Linked DNA regions of Homo sapiens: region 2 is linked to region 1. A link is a loop called in an ENCODE intact Hi-C map of the cell type or tissue named here. Cell type or tissue: PC-9. All regions are shown on one strand.

Region 1 (2,500 bases):
GGAAATTTTTATACATTGTTGGTGGAAATGTAAATTAATACAGCCACTATGAAAAACAGTATGGAGATCTCTCAAAAAACTAAAAATAGAACTAAGATATGATCTAGCAATCCCACTACTGGGTATTTATCCAAAGGAAATTAAATTAGCATATTAAAGAATACCTGCACCCCCCCATGTTTATTGCAGGACTGCTTACAATAGCAAAGATATAGACTCAAGGTAAGTGTCCATCAACAGATGAATGGATAAAGAAAATGTGGTATGTATACACAGTATAATATTATTTGGCCATAAAAAATGAAATCATGTCATTTATAGCAACATGGATGGTATTGGAGGTCATTATGCTTAGTGAAATAAACCAACCACCAAAATACAAATATCACATGTTCTCACCCATATGTGGGAGCTAAAAAAGTTGATCTGGAGGTAGAAAGTAAAATGATATATATTAGAGGTTGAGAAGGATATGTGTTAGGGAGATGAACCGAGAGGTTGGTTAATGGGTACAAACATACAGTTATACAGAAGGAATAAGTTCCAATGTTCAATAACAGAGTAGGATAACTACAGTTAACAACAATGTATTGTATATTTCAAAATAGCTAGAAGAGAGGACTTGTAATGTCCCCAACACATAGAAATGATAAATACTTGAGGTGATGCATACCCTAAATACTCCAACTTGATCATTACACATACATGCAGGTAACAAAATATCACATGTACCTCATAAATATGTACAAATATTATGTATCAATAAAAATTTGGAAATTAAACAACACACTCCAAATAATCCATGGGTAAAGAAATAAATCATAAGGGAAATTAGAAAACTGTTTTGAACAAAATGAAAATGAAACACACAACAAATTAAATTTTATGGGATTTAGTAAAAATAGTGCTTAGATGGAAATATATGCTTGTAAGTGTTTCTATTAGATAAGTAAGATCTAGGAGTGATGTCAGCAAAGTGGCAGAATAGGAAGTCCTAGCCCTGATCCCACCACAGAAACACCAATTTAACAATACAGAGACCAAAATACCTTTATTAGTAATTCAGAATCCAGTTAAGAAATTGTCGTTCTTCAAAAAAGCACAAAATCAGTAACAGCCACATTGAAACAAGTAAGAAAAGGAATTTCACTTTACCTGCGTAAGCCACCCCCTTACACTGGGCCAGCTCAGTGCTGAGAGAGATGGTCTCAGCCCACGACTTCTTCTTCAGGAGGAAGATGTAGTGGAACATGCATTCAACATCCTTAGTATTTTGAGGCACTACCTGAGGGACCTGTTTCTGTCCTATCTCAACCAATCTCCAGTATGAGATTTCTGAGGGAACTGGCATAGTTTGAACACCTGGGGGCAGCCAAGAGAAAAGATAAAAGGTGGACAGCATACCGCAGCCAGTACAGTTCTGTAGGATCAGGAGAAGGAACGGGACCCCGAGACTTCTTCCTCAGGAGGGAGGGAGAGGAGTGGAGCATGCATCCAATGTTACAGCCTTTCAGTGTACTGCCCTAGGAAAAAGAAGGTAGCTTACTGTTGCCAACAGGACTCTATGAGATTGGGAGAATGTGTATAACTGTGAGCATGCACATCCACAGTAAAGGTTTGAGAGGCTCTCAAGGGATTAGTAACCAGAATATATAAGGAACTCAAATAACGACAGCAAAAAACCCAATAATAATACAATTAAAATATGGGCAAATGATCTGAATTGACATTTCTCAAAAGAAGACATGCAAATGGCCAAAAGGTATATGAAAAAATGCCCAACGTCACTAATCAGAGAAATGCAGATCAAAACCACAATGAAACTTCATCTCACCCCAGTTAAAATGGCTATTATCAAAAAGACAAATTAGAATATGTGGAAAGCAAAAAAAAAAAGAAAACAAAAACAAAAAGACAAAAAATAACAAATGTGGATAAGGATGTGGAGAAAAGGGAACTCTTATACATTGTTGTTGGGAATGTAAAGTAGTGCAGCCATTATGGAAAAAAAGTGTGGAAGTTTCTCAAAAAACTAAAAATAGAACTACCATATAATCCGTAAATCCCACTGCTGGGTATTTATCCAAAAGAAAGTAAATCAATATATCAAAGAGATCTCTGCAACCTCACGTTTATTGCAGCACTGTTCACAATAGCCAAAATTTGTAATCACCCTAAATGTCCATCAGCAGATGAGTGGATAAAGAAAATGTGGTACATATACACAGTGGAATACTATTCAACTATGAAAATGAATGAAATTCTGTCATTCATGGCAACCTGGATGAACCTGGAGGATAGGATATAATGTTAAGTGAAATAAGTCAGGTACAGAAAGATAAATGCCAGAAATTCTCACTCATATGTGGGAGCTAAAAAAATTCAGCTTATAAAAGTAGAAGGTAGAATCATGGTCATTAAAAGCTGGAAAGGGGAGGGAGGAAGGTAGGGTAGGGAAAAGCTAGTTAACAGAAACAAAATTATAGCTAGATGGGAGGAA
Region 2 (2,500 bases), 120 kb after region 1:
CCCAAATATGTTTAATAAAAGTCAGTTAAATCCCTCTGGTTGTGGGTCTCTTCAGGGATGGTGAGACTCAATTTTGTGCTTCTGTACTCTCGCTGATCCAAGTACTGTTGTCAGCAAATGTGAATCTAGGTAAGAGTTGATAGACTAAGAATGTTAGAGCAGAAGTTCCCTAGAATTGTTATATCTACACTTCTTATCTTTGGAACTAAATGACTGCAACTAGAAACGATATTGTGGTGCCTGACTTTGTCCCCAGTTATGTTTAGGTGCAGCCCATCGAGTGATCAAAGGCAATGGCTTGCTGAGAAAAGTACAAGTCACTCTAAAAATCTCTCTCCCCACCCACCACTACCACCCACTCACCCCCAGACCACCCAAGTCAGGATGCCAGGCTCTCTAGACAAGGAAGTTGTATTCTCAGGACAACACCGATTGCTTTCTCTGAGTTGTACCAGGCACTGAAGCTCCTGGTACAGCTCCCCTCTCCTTTAGTCAGTTCTAATTTCCTCCAATCTTGCAGCAAAATATTAAGGCTCTGGAGGGAAACAGAGCTCTTGTTTCTTTCTTTGATCAGTTTCCTCAGCTCAGGGTCAGCCTACTCTGCCCCCAAATGAGGTAGCAATGACTAACTTAGTGCCACGTGACACCAAGCAGCCTCCAACTGTCAGCCTGTGCTGGGTCATTTGCTATTCTTTTTGGGTGTACATTTGAACCCACTTCCTCTGGTTGGGGACTTCCCCATCTTATGATTCTTGGAAGGAGGCAGATCCTACCTCCCTCTACATTCACTCTCCCTCACAGCTAGGGGGCTGGCACATACCCCAGCCCAGTCACTCTCAACTTTGCCTTAGGAGTTAAAGACAAAGATTCAAGGACCCTGGAAGAGTCTCTCTGTCAAGGCAGTGCTGGCATCTGCAGCAAGATAGAGCTCCCTGCAGGGTGTCCCTGGTGAAAACTGCAGACAAGTGCTCTGAGGTGCTGCTGCAGTGGGCTCCTCACCAGACCAGTTCTGCAGCGTGGTTTGAGTGTTGTTCCTGGCTGCAAACCTGCTTCTCCAGCCCGCCTACTGATTCTGGAAGCTGCCCAAATATCCTTTTAATGAATTCCTTTTCTGCCTAAATCATCTAGAGTCCAATTCTGTTGCTTGCAATCAAGGTTCTAGACTGATACGCACCTGTAACTCCTTCAGGAATTTGTCCTACTTCTGAGAAGTCCCAAAGGGCTTTGTCCCCAAGGACAGTTTCTATGACAAATCTACAAAGGGGATTCTCTGTAAATGCCCATTCTGTTATGAATACTAAAATTAGAGACCGTAAGGCTAGCCACCATTGTTCCATAGTATCTAGTTTAGTACCAGCGAGCACATATGTTCTAAGCAATGCTGGAAAGCCCCTTTCAAATAACTTTTGCCTTGGCAAAAGACGTTGTAATGCTTCTTGAAATAGTTTCATGATGTCATTTACGTAGTAGACCTGATTTCTGCGAACACATTATTTTGAAATGAGGATTTAAATTGTGCTTTGGCAGGAACTGAATATTCAAATGTAATGAGTTTAATTGATTATGAGAATGTTTCTTTTAAGATGATGCAATAACTGCCTGGTATTGAGCCTGCTGCTCCAGTGTGCACTAGTAGAAAGGCTTTCAAAATTGATCTTGGTACATTTGAAATCTGGTAAGCAATTGATTCTCTCTCTAAGCCTCAGTATAGAATCTAGTTCTAAGTGATAAGGCACTAACAATGCCCTGAAACCAGACCAAAATGGGTCTGCCTCTTGCTAGAGCTTTGAATTCCAGCCATGGGAGTATGACTGGGGAGAGATTCAACCTGTGGGGCCATCTCCTCCTCTCATGACTGCGTGGACCCACTTTCCCCATTTGTCTCTACCTGCTGTGCCCACTTCGGGAGGGCCAAAAGTGTGCTGTATTCGAGGCTGTACCAAAGATGTTACCAGAGCTGCTGAGCATCTGAGACTTAGCGGGTATAGAGGGTGTCTGCAGGCCAAAAATATATGTGCTGGCAAAGGAATCTTGGAGGGGCAAGAAACTGATCTATATCTTGATTGTGGTGGTGGTTATGACTCTAGGCATCTGTTTAAACTCATAGACCTGTACACTAATATGAGCAAATTTTACTGTATGCAAATTAAATATAAACCAGGCATGTCGATTTGCACGTGTAATCTCAGGTACTCGGGAGGCTGAAGTGGAAGGATTGCTTGGGGCCAGGAGTGCAAGAGCAGCCTGGGCCGCATAGCAAGACTGCCTCTAAAAAAAATTAATTAGGCCGGGCGCGGTGGCTCAAGCCTGTAATCCCAGCACTTTGGGAGGTCGAGGCCGGTGGATCATGAGGTCAGGAGACGGAGACCATCCTAGTTAACACGGTGAAACCCCGTCTCTACTAAAAATACAAAAAATTAGCTGGGCATGGTGGCAGGCTCCTGTAATCCCAGCTACTCGGGAGGCTGAGGCAGGAGAATGGCGTGAACCCAGGAGGCGG

What was found. Hi-C counts contacts between places; a loop is a spot of excess contacts. Peaks named below come from ENCODE experiments on the same cell type or tissue, not always from the same donor. Only the 100,000 strongest peaks of a DNase experiment are listed, where the experiment ranks them.
Region 2: a loop joins it to region 1, with 9 times the contacts of the local background. A loop is called at or near these places in 5 of 110 quality-filtered maps.

The regions. Positions count from the first base shown.
Region 1 is chrX:53,830,954-53,833,453 of GRCh38, reverse strand. No RefSeq gene overlaps it. Among named protein-coding and RNA genes, the nearest start is that of HUWE1, 150 kb to the right of the region's middle. In PC-9, CTCF peaks have their summits at 1,174 and 1,380 (motif pointing right); no DNase peak of the experiment used is centred here.
Region 2 is chrX:53,713,143-53,715,642 of GRCh38, reverse strand. No RefSeq gene overlaps it. Among named protein-coding and RNA genes, the nearest start is that of HUWE1, 28 kb to the right of the region's middle. RefSeq lists enhancers at 615-844, 885-934. In PC-9, no CTCF peak of the experiment used is centred here; a DNase peak (open chromatin) is centred at 1,012; H3K27ac peaks cover 2,024 bases.